Linked DNA regions of Homo sapiens: region 1 is linked to region 2. A link is a contact called in ENCODE Hi-C or POLR2A ChIA-PET data. All regions are on one chromosome and are shown on one strand. The core of a region is the stretch at or near the end of the contact, and the rest is flanking DNA. Distances in the headings are between cores, read along the strand shown. Region 1 has its middle 30 kb from the start of ACTRT1. Region 2 has its middle 170 kb from the start of ACTRT1.

What was found. Hi-C counts contacts between places; a loop is a spot of excess contacts on that map. ChIA-PET counts read pairs that join two places held with the same protein, here RNA polymerase II (POLR2A). Pooled maps may share reads with other maps.
Region 1: a loop to region 2 is called in a map of endothelial cell of umbilical vein, with 11 times the contacts of the local background. The contact joins two enhancer-like sites. A Hi-C loop is called at or near these places in 3 of 168 maps with a recorded cell type or tissue (PC-3, PC-9 and endothelial cell of umbilical vein) and 3 of 50 pooled maps. POLR2A ChIA-PET finds 5 or more read pairs at or near these places in 1 of 52 experiments (HEK293T).

The regions. Positions count from the first base shown.
Region 1 is chrX:128,019,400-128,025,970 of GRCh38, forward strand. No RefSeq gene overlaps it. Among named protein-coding and RNA genes, the nearest start is that of ACTRT1, 30 kb to the right of the region's middle. Within about 2 kb of position 1,477, at least 2 of the 41 ENCODE cell types and tissues checked have a DNase peak (open chromatin) inside an H3K27ac peak, as active enhancers do; they include PC-9 and endothelial cell of umbilical vein, where a contact is called at or near this core.
Region 2 is chrX:127,875,768-127,881,468 of GRCh38, forward strand. No RefSeq gene overlaps it. Among named protein-coding and RNA genes, the nearest start is that of ACTRT1, 170 kb to the right of the region's middle. Within about 2 kb of position 2,649, at least 5 of the 41 ENCODE cell types and tissues checked have a DNase peak (open chromatin) inside an H3K27ac peak, as active enhancers do; they include PC-9 and endothelial cell of umbilical vein, where a contact is called at or near this core.

The DNA.
Region 1 (6,571 bases), core at 227-2,726, 140 kb after region 2:
TATTACCCATATGAAGAAAGAAAAAGTAAGTGTCAGCATATATATTAAAGGTATAAAAACGGAATATTATTTTATGTCAATAAATTTACCAACATAGATAAAATAAAAATTCCTCAAAAGATCAAAAATGCCAATGCCCACTAAGAAGAAATAGATAAAATAAATAGCCATACATATATTTAAAAATTTGAATTTACAGTTAAAAAAAACCTTCTCAGAAAGGAAAAATGGAGGCCTAGTTGACTTGACTTGTAAAATATGTGTGCTAAACATTTGAAAGATAAATAATACACATTTTATGTAAAGTCAACCAGAATATAGGAGAGGTGACAATTCCCAACTCATTCCATAGAACTATTACCATTATATCAAAGGGGAAAAAAGACATGAAAGAAAACTGCAACCAGTCATGAACATGGATGCAATTTCTTAACAATACACTTGGAATTTGAATTAGCTATATATGAAGGAAAACACGTTATAACCAAGTTGGGTTTATTCCCAGAATGCAAGTTGGTTTTAGGTTTAAAGTTTCAACCAAAGCAAAACAGCATATAAACTAAAAAGTAAAATTATGATATTATTTCAAATGATGCAGAAAAGCATTGCAAATAATAATATTTACTCACAATAAAAAACTCTCAGCAGTCTAGAAATATAATAAAATCTATTTAAACTGACAAAGGGCATCTGTGAAAAGCTACAACTAGGATGAGATTTAATATCAAAACATTGAACAAATTCTACCTAAGATAAAAAGCAAGACAAAGACGTCTGCTGTCACCATTTCTATTCAGCATTGTTTTGGAGATTCTGGCCAGTGCAAAAGGCAAGAAGAAAAATGCATAAGATTATAAGGAGAAAGAATTATATTGCCTTTATTTTCAGATGACACAATTGTATACGCAAAAATTCTGAAAACTAAAATTTACAAAACAAAAACTCTAGAACTAGAAACTGAGATATGCACGATCATAGGATAGAGGATCAATATACAAAATCGATTTACTTTTATATGCTATTGGTGAATGATAAGAAATTGAAATTTAAAATTCAAAAATATTGTTTATATTACTATAAAAGTCTATGGAATACTTAGTAATATATTTAAAATATTTGTATGGTTTGTAGACTGAAAAACACAAAGCATTGTTGAGATAAATTAAGTATTTGGAGAGACAAAAACTAAAAGAAAACCAAACTCTGTAAAGTATTTCAAAGAAGTTTATTCTGAGCCAATATGAGTGACCATGGTCCAGGGAGAAAACAAACCCAAAAAGCCTAGAGTAGTGGTCTTGAAGTGGTCAGACTGCAATTCTGTTTTATACATTCTAGGGAAGGGAAGCAGAAGTTACAGACAAAGTCATAAATCCATACATGGAGGTTATATATAGGTGAGTTCACAGATTTCTTAATTCACAATTGGTTAAAGGAACAAAGCTTTGTCTAAAAACTTGAAGTCAGCAGACAGGAATGTTTGAGTAAAGATAAGGAAATCTATTAGTCATCCTATGATATTATGCCAGAGTCAAGTTGTGAAAGCAAAACAGTAAAATGAGTCAGAGTGGCCTCTAGGGGATACCTGACTACACACGTGCCTGGTATGACCCTAGGTCCTGTTTATAATTTGGTATCCTGTTTCCACGAAGAACCTGTTCTGTTCTATCAGTCTTATGATCTTTATTTTAACATTAATGCTGAGCAGTTGTTGTGTCTGAACTGCAAAAGGTAGGGGGTATAATATATATCTAACTTCCTGTCCCATCATAGCCAGGAACTCAATTTTAAGGTTTTTCTGGGGTCCTCTTGGCAAAGAGGGGATTGTGCAAAAGCAATTCTACAAGGGCAATTTACAGCAATAAATGCCTATATCTATAAAGTAGAAAGATCTCAGATGAAAAATACAACATTGCACCTCAATAAACTTGATAAAAAGAACACAGAAAACCAAAAAGTAGTAGATGGAAAGATATAATAAAGATCAGAGCAGCAAAAAATAAAATGGAAATAAAAAACAATAACAACATCAAAAAAGATCAATGAAATGAAGATTTTTTTTTTGAAAAGAAAATCAACATTGACAAACTTTTACTTTACTAACAGAGAAAAAAATGACTCAAATAAAATCAAAGATGAGAAAGAAAATATTACAACTGATACTAGATATAAAAAGATTAGAAGAGAATATTATGATCATTGACAGATATGCCAAAAAATTTTAAAACCTATAATAAATGAATAAGTTACTGAACACATAAAACCTACAAAGAGTGAATCATAATTAAATAGAAACCCAAACAGACCAGTGGCAAGTAACAACATTGAATCAGTAATAACAAGTCTCTCATCAAAGAAAAGCCCAGGTCCTGATGCGTTCACTGCTGAATTCTACAACACATTTAAAAAAACTAACACCATTTCTTCTCAAGCTATGCCAAAAAAAAATAATAATAATGAATAGGAGGAAATTCTTTCTAACTTATTATCTGAGGTCAGCATTACCCTGATATCAAAACCAGACAAGGACACAACAAAAAAAGAGAAAACTACTGGAAAATATTCTTGATAAACAGAAAAACAAAATATTCAACAAAATAATAGCAAACTGAATCCAGCAGTGCATTAAAAATATCATTCATCATATGTGAATTCATCTCAGGGATGAAATAATTGTTCAACATACACTTCATAATACAAACCCTCAACATATTAATTATAGAATAAATATACCTCAAAACAATAAAAGCAATATGTAACAAACCAACAACTAATGTCATACTGAACAGGGTAAAGCTGAAAGCTTTTTCTTTAGTATCTATAATAAGACAAGGGTTCCCACTTTCACCACTGTTATTGAACATAGTTCTGGAAGTCCTAGCCAGAGCAATAAGGCAAGAGAAAGGAATAAGGGGTATCCAAGTTTAAAGGGAGGAAATTAAATTGTCCTTGTTTGCATACAACATGTTGTCATGTATAAAAAATTCTAATGATTCCTTCAAAAACTATTAGAATTAATAAATTTACTAAAGTTGCAGAATTTAAAATTAATAACTGAAATCAGTAACATTTCTATACACTAATAGCAAACTATCTGAAATAAAGTCAGAAAGACAATCCCATTTATAACAGTTACAAAAGAAAAAATATCAAGGAATAAATTTAACCAAGGAGAAAAATGTCTCTAAATTAAAACTATAAAACATTGGTGAAAGAAATTGAAGAAGACACAAATAAGTGGAGGTATTTCACATTTATGGATTAGAAGAATTAATATTTTTAAAACATCTGTACTACCCAAAGCAATCTACAGATTCCATGTAATCTCTATCAAAATACCAATTACATTCTCCACAGAAATGGAAAAAATCCTAAATTTTGTATAGAACAACAGAAGACCATAAATAGCTAAAGCAATACTGAACAAAAGGAACAAAGCTAGAGGTATCATACTATGTGACTTCAAAATATACTACATGTCTGTAATTACCAAAACAGCATGGTGTGGGCATAAAAAAAGGCATTGATCAACGGAAGAGAATAGCAAACCCACAAAACAAATTCACACTTCTACAACCAGCTGATTTTCAACAAAGGTAACAAGAATACACACTAGGGAAGGGACAGTTTCCTCAATAAATGGTGCTGGGAAAACTGTGTATTCACATGCAAAAGAAAAAATCTAGAATCGATTACTGTATGCACAAATCAACTGAAAATGGGTTAAAGACTTACATGTAAGACCTAAGAGTATAAAACTATCAGAAGTAAATATAAAGAAAGTGCTTCCTGACATTGGTCTGGGCAGGAATTTTAAAAATAAGACTTCAAAAGCACAGTCAACAAAAGGAAAAATAAACAAATGGGATTTCATCAAATTAAAAAGATTCTTCACAGCAAAGGAAACAATAAACAGAACAAAGAAACAACCTATAGAATGGGGAAAATATTTGTAAACTATGTATCTGACAAGGGGTTAATATCAAGAATATATAAAGTAATCAGGCAAATCAAGAGCAAATAAGCAAATATTTTGATTTTAAAAATGGGCAAAAGACCTAAACAGTCATTTCTCAAAAAATACATACACATGGCAAACAGTTCTATAACATATAAAGCTAAATATCACTAATAATCAGAGAAATGCAAATCAAAACCAAAATGCTGTATCATCTCACCCCAGTTAGAATAGAGTATTAGTGCATTTTCACTCTGCTGATAAAGACATATCTGAGACTGGGAAATTCACAAAAAAAAAAAAAAAGAAAGCAAAAAAAGGGGTTCATTGAACTTACAGTTCCACATGGCTGGGGAGGCCTCACAATTATGGCAGAAGGCAAGGAGGAGTCAGTCACATCTTATGTGTATGGCAGCAGGCAAAAAGAGAGCTTGTGCAGGGAAATTTTCATTTTTCAAACCATCAGAACTCATGAGACTTATTAACTATCCAGAGAACAGCACAAGAATGACCCATCCCCATGATTCAGTTACCTCTCACCAGGTCCCTCCCACAACACGTGGGAATTCAAGATGAGATTTGGGTGGGGACACAGCCAAACCATATCATTCTGCCCCTGGCCTCTCCCAAATCTCACGTCCTCACATTTCAAAACCAATCATGCCTTCCCAACAGTCCCCCAAAGTCTTAATTCATTTGAGCATTAACTCAAAAGTCCACAATCCAAAGTCTCATCTAAGACAAGGCAAGTCCTTCCACCTTTGAGCCTGTAAAATTCAAAAGCAGGTTAGTAACTCCTAGATACAGTGAGCGTACAGCCATTGGGTAAATACAGCCATTTCAAATGAGAGAAACTGGCCAAAACAAAAGTGCTACAGGCCCCATGCAAGTCCAGAATCCAGTAGGGCAGTCAAATCTTAAAGCTCCAAAATGATCTCCTTTGACTCCATGTCTCACATCCAGGTCATGCTGATGTAAGAGATGAGTTCCCATGGTCTTGGGCAGCTGTGCCCCTGTGGCTTTGTAGAGTACAGCCTCCCTCCCGGCTGCTTTCATGGGCTAGCATTGAGTGTCTGCAGCTTATACAGGTGCACGGTGCAAGCTGTCAGTGGATCTATCATTCTGGGGTCTGGAGTGTTCTGGGCCTCTTCTCACAGCTCCACTAGGCAGCACCCCAGTGAGGTGCTCCTACTGTGCTTCTGTGTGGGGGCTCCAACCCCACATTTCTGTTCTGCACTAACCTAGCAGAGGTTCTCCATGAGGGCCTTGCCCCTGCAGCAAACTGCCCCAGCATCCAGGCATTTCCATACATCCTCTGAAATCTAAGCAGAGGTTCCCAAACCTTAATTTTTGACTTCTGTGCACCCACAGGCTCAATACCACATGGAAGCTGCCAAGGCTTGAGACTTCCACCCTCTGAAGCAACAGCCTGAGCTGTACCTTGGCCTCTTTTAGTCATGGCTGGAGCAGCTGGGATGCAGGGAACCACATCCCTAGCCTGCACACACAGAGGGACCCTGGGTCCGGCTCAGGAAACCATTTTTTCCTCCTAAACCTCTGGACCTATGATGGGAGAGGCTGCTGTGAAGACCTCTTACATGCCCTGGAGATATTTTCCCCATTTTCTTGGTGATTAACATCACTCCTTGTCACTTATATGCAAATTCTGCAGCTGCTTGAATTTCTCCTCTGAAAATGGGATTTTCTTTTCTATCACATTGTCAGGCTATGAATTTTGCAATCTTTTATGCTTTGCTTCCCTTATGAAACTGAATGCCTTTGACAGCACCGAAATCACCTCTTGAATGCTTTGCTGCTTATAAATTTTTTCTGCCAGATACCCTAAATAATCTCTCTCAAGTTCAAAGTTCCACAAATCTCTAGGGCAGGGGCAAAATGCAGCCAGTCTCTTTACTAAAACATAGCAAGAGCCAACTTTACCCCAGCTCCCAACAAGTTCCTCATCTCCATCTGAGACCACCTCAGCCTGGACTTTATTGTCCATATTGTTATCAGCATTTGTGACAAAGCCAATTGACAAGTCTCTAGGAAGTTCCAAACTTTCCCACATTTTTCTGTCTTCTTTGAGCCCTCCAAACTGTTCCAACCTCTGCCTGTTACCCAGTTCCAAAGTTGCTTCCACATTTTCAGGTATCTTTTCAGCAGTGCCCCATTCTACTAGTACCAATTTACCATATTAGTCAATTCTCATGCTGCTGATGAAGACGTACCTGAGACTGGGCAATTTACAAAAGAAAAGGGTTTATTGGACTTACTGTTCTACATGGCTGGGGAGGCCTCACAACCATGGCAGAAGGCAAGGATGAGCCAGTCACATCTTACGTGGATGGCAGCAGGCAAAAAGAGAGCTTGTGCAGGGAAACTTTCCTTTTTAAAATCATCAGAACTCATGAGACTTATTTAATATCAGGAGAATGGCATGGGAAAGCCCCGCCCTCATGATTCAATTACCTCCCACCAGGTTCCTCCCCCAACATGTGGGAATTCAAGATGAGATTCGGGTGGGGACACAGCCAAACCATATCAAATGGCTATTACCAAAATTAACAAAAGAAAACCACAGGCAATGATGTGGATCAAGGAGATCTATCATAC
Region 2 (5,701 bases), core at 1,399-3,898:
GTTGAAAAACAACTCTCCATATACTCCTCCTCCCATTCTCTAGTAACCGTCATTTTATTATTTACTTCTACACCTTTATTTTAGATGCCTCATATAAGAAAAATCATGTAGTGTTTGTTCCTTTGTGACATACATTTCACTTAACAGTCTTAGCATCGATGTTGTTGCAAATGGTAGGATTTCCCTCTTTTTAATGCTGAATAATATTCCTTTGTGTGTGTGTGTGTGTGTGTGTGTGTGTGTGTGTGTGTACATACATAGACAAATAGATAGATGGATAAAATTTTCTTTATCCATTCCTTTGTTAATGGACGCTTGCATAGTTTTCATATCTTGTCTCATTTGAATGATACTGCAATTGACATGGAAGTGCAGATATCTCTTCAACATACAGATTTTAATTTTTCTGGATAGTCAGAAGTTGGATTGTTGAATTTCATGGTATTTTTATTTTTAATCTTTCAAGGCACATCCCTAGTGTTTTCCATAATAGCTATACCAATTCCATTTTCACCAATATTGTACAAGAGTTCCAATTTCTCCACAACCTCACCACTTGTCTTTTTTTTTTATAATAACCATCCCAACAAGCATGAAGTGATATTTCACTGTGGTTTTTATTTGTATTTACCTGATAATTAGTGATGCTAAAAATGTTTCATATCCCTGTTGGACTACAGATTCATTGCAATCCCCATTAAAAACCCAAAGATATTTTGTGCTGTAATAGGAAAAACAATCCTGAAGTTCATTTAGGGTCACAATATACTCCAAATAAAGCAATTTCGAGCAAGAAGAACCAAGCTCGAAGTGTCACACTTCCTGATTTCAATACATATTACAAAGCTAGTAAACAAAACTGTGTGATGCCAGCATAAAAATAGATACCTAGACCAATATAATATAATAGAAAGCCCAGAAATAAACTCATTTTACCAATATGCCAAAATATGCAATGGAGAAAGGACAGCCTCTTTAATAAATGAAGGAAAAATTGGATATTCACATGCCAAAGAATAAAACTGGACTGTCAGTGGTGTAGCCTTAGTAAATTAATTATTTGATAAGACAAACACACATATATATATATATATATATATATACATGCCAAAATTAATGTTAAGATATCTGGACAAAGCAAAGAACTACGATATCTATTACTTTGTTGAACTGAACAACTCTGTCTTATTTAGAAAAAAATTAATGGTAGATTGCAATTCATATATTTTTAATTTTATATTTGTATATTCTCAAAAGGTACCCAGGATTAGTCAATATTCTAATAAAATTATGTCTGTAATTAAAGTATAAACTTTTACTTATATAAATTTAATTATTTTACTAGGCTATTTAAAAAGGATTCATACAAAAGTTCCAATAAATTCCTTGTTATCTAAGAATTTTTTAAATAACTTAAGTATGATACAGTGAATAAATTCAATAATGCTTTCTTAATATATTATTAAATATTTTCAGTAGAAAAGGGTAAAGATCAATCTTTTGTAAGACAAACAACAGCCACTAAAGAAACACAATGCTGAAAAATATGAATGAACTATGCCCCCAAAGAGTCCAGGAAATTAAAACAATATCTTAACTTATGACGTGTCTTTGAATACCCTAAACTACATTCACCTATTGTACAGAACAAAACTTACGGCAATACATTTTACTAAAGCTAATGCAATAGTGTTCCTAAACAAATAGAGCAGCTGTTTCTATAATTGCAAAACAGATAACCCTTACTACTTTCGGACATGACTTCATGGATATGAAACAGCTGCAATTTTGTCAGCTGCATCCTAATGTTCCACACACACTTCTGCTCAAGAAGATAGAAGTAGAGACTGTCTCCTTTTTTTTATATGAAGTGTCCTCTCCTTTCAAAGAAGAAATATCCTGAATGTCATTAACAATGTTTACCAGGAACATTTTCATTCAGGGAAAGGTGGATGATAGATGCTAGATATCTAGAAGTCAGCACTAGGATTTTAACACAGAAAATCATGAGTTAGAAGAATTAAAGGGGCGGCAGAAGGGACTTCCTACCTGGTACAAGTTCTGCTTCCTTTCACAGCCTGAAAACCTAGTTGTTGGCTTTTAGACTTCATTGCTGAAATAACTTTTTTTTTCTAACAAGAAATGGGAAAACATTAAAAAAGGAATCCTATTGGTTGTTGCCTTCTTAGAAAAGAATTATTTAGGGCCGATTGAGGTGGTTCACGTCTGTAATCCCAGCACTTTTGGAGGCCGAGGAGGGCGGATCAAAAGGTCAGGAGATCCAGACCACGGTGAAACCCCGTCTCTACTAAAAATACAAAAAATTAGCTGGGCGTGGTGGCGGGCGGCCTGCAGTCCCAGCTACTCTGGAGGCTGAGGCAGGAAGACGGCGTGAACCCGGGAGGCGGAGCTTGCAGTGAGCCGAGATCGCGCCACTGCACTCCAGCCTGGGCGACAGAGTGAGACTCCGTCTCAAAAAAAAAAAAAAAAAAAAAACAAGAATTATTTAATACCCTCCCAACTTCTATGTCTGTCGTTCTTTGTCCCTATTTATTTTCTGTCTCTCCCTGAAGAGTAGTTTAGAGGGAGAAAAAGGGAGTGTTTATCCTGGCTCGGAGGATACACGTTTGTATAACTGCTTGTTCTCCGCAGTATAGCTGGTGCAATGTGATGTGAATACGAAAGCAGACTGCATTAGGCATAGCTTAACTGAGCCAGTTTTCCAGTCACATTTGCTATCACGGGAGTGGAATGCTTTGAAGGAAACTGGAGTGTTATAATGATGCAATGAAACAGCTCAGGGTTTTAATAATTGTGTTTGTGGGGAAAGGATTCCAAGGAAATGTTTATGAAAGCAGATCTGTTCTTTTCTTTTTAACCCAGATTATCAGTTTCACAGAAATGAAGCTCTCTCTACTTTTAAGTAACACTCTTTTTTGCACATAAGTGATTACTGACTTTTGCTTGTTGTTTCTATCTGCTGATTTTTATAAAATACATTTGTTTAGTTTTTCAGTAGTCAACTCTCATATACAGTCTAATCCAGGAAACACTGATACTCCCTTAAACCTCATACATAGATAATACTTGAGATACTAGGGTAAATTATATACTTCGTTGCCTTTCTTGGACAAAGAATGATGAAAATTTAGTATGGACAAAACCCCTAACATTGGCATATAGATAGAAAAAGCCAATACATTTGTTTCAGTATTTATGCATACATTTAAAAAAATAAATATGTTAATCTTAGTTTATAAAATACCTTACTTTGCTGGCATATATCAGGTTTAGAGATATAAAATAAAGGTAATTAACATTAATATTTAAAATGCATATGGTTCAGAGACAGCAAATGTCATACTCCTAAAATATTTTAGAAAGAATTTAAGTATGATTAACATATCAAACTCAAAACAGAATGATCAAAAATAGCAGGTATGAAGAATTCATTCTCATAGATTATACGTACAGATGATTCACAAAATTAGAGTAATAGATTTTTAATTTTGCACTTATTTATAATAAATTTATGTATAAATTATATTGTATATATTATAAAATATTTATTATTATTTATTATATATAAATATAGAAATATATTATTCGACATAAATAATTATTTATATTATACATTATTATAAAATATTTTACACTTTTGTAATGGGCTCACCTATCAACTCTGACACACCATTAGACAGATAGAAACGAACTGGTCATCAGATCAATTTACTCTACCAATATTTCATCAGAGAATTAGCCTACATCCAATAATACTAATTTTTAAATATTTCCAGAGCTTCAGTACAGCACTACTTTTCTTCAAAATAACTCTCTAAACTTCAAAATCTGAAAGTGCTTCATAAGATAAAATCCTTCCCTTTGCAGTTGGGAAAGCATTTAGTGCTACTAATAATGTTAATCTGATAGGAAATACCAAATTTGAGTCTTACATAAGTAGAATCTAAAAATAAACACCTTTCCTCACTACTTTCTCATAAAGCATGTGTAATCAGTTGATGATTCACACATGCAACTATTAAAAACAAGATTCTAACCTTCACGTCAACTCTTCCCTGAATAAAAAGATGATCATCTTTCAGTGACTACGGACTTCATAAAGTGTTTTTTATTTTTTTTTTTTGTTTTTAATATTAGAGTTGGTTCATCAGTGCTTGGAAATATGTTGCCATAAAGGATCAGGAGACAGCACAAGTGACGCCTGAATTTTGCACTGTTTTTCACCTTTAGAGTCAGATATTAGATTGAATTATAGCAAATAGCTGCAGCTGACTTGTATATTTTTTAGTATTAAAATTATATAAGCCACTGAAGACAGTGGAATCAATATTTGCAAAAGCTGACCTATAACAAAGTAAAAGGTTTTTAAATGATACTATAAATAATATTTACTTAAAGTTATGTTTCCTTTTAGAATTTTCAGAGAGACATTTAAACCTAGGATATTTTTGGGAGATTTTAAAAGCCACTTAATGTGAAAAAAAATACTTGAATTAGGGCAATATTTAAAAATATTGTTTTATGCCAAACTGTCATCAGTAGTTAGCAAAAAAAGGCTAACAATATAAAATAAATTAATAAAAAGAAACAGTCTGTTGCAGTTATTCATGCAACTGTTATTCTTTCAGTCTTACAAAAGACTTACATTTTGAATAAAATAGAAGTAACATTTGGTTGCCAAAAATATCTTACAGGCAAGTGTGCTGAAGATATTATATATTAACATCAAAATGTATGATGTTCACTGTGCAGTAATTCTTCTTGAGCTTTAACTCAGAGCCTTCATGGAGTTTTAGGTGTCTTTAAACTTGGGTTATAACAGCAGAATTATGGTTTGATGAGCTACTGAAAAAAATCCCTGGTATCTACAACAGACTTGGGGAAAATATCCATTACTATCAACAAATACAGAAACTTAAAACAGAATTGAAGTGACTGTTCTCATTTTTATAACAAGTTTTCTAAATCCATGAAACAGAAGTTTGCCCGTTACCCTCCCAAAAAACACACAAAATTTACAAATGTATGACCTAAAAACTATAAAGATCCTGTCATCATTATATCTGGTAAGACAAATGAAAATGTATTCAAGGTTTTCACTTTACTTAATTAGGAATTACATTTTATCATTTTCCCAAGAGATTGAGGATGCTCTATAATAATGCACAATTATATGTTAAAAATAGGGAGATATATATATATATATATATATATCCTATGTCCCTAAGCTCTGCCTGCAGCCCAAGAACTAAATAAAATATTTGTAAATAATTTCAAAATTATTCATGTATACATTTTAATCTAAGTGTTTTTCTAAAGAATATTGTTTATATTTCTTAATGAAAGTAGCTTGAGGGAGAAAATTGTGATCTTATAAGAAGAGACTACATTGGACAATTATATACATCTTCTGGGGATATATGGTCTAATGATACTCATTGTACATAAGAGTCATCTTGAGAGATTTTACAAAATGATGATCCTTAAATTTCACTTCTAGATATTCTAATTTAGTAGATCTGGGATGTGATGCATAAATTTAAAAAATCTCAACATAATTTTCATCTATAGCCAGATTTGGCATTAATCGAATTTGCCTATCACCGTTAAAAAGAGTATAGAACAATACAAGACTTCAACAAAGAGATTTATATCTGTTTGTTAGGCTAGACAATAGAGT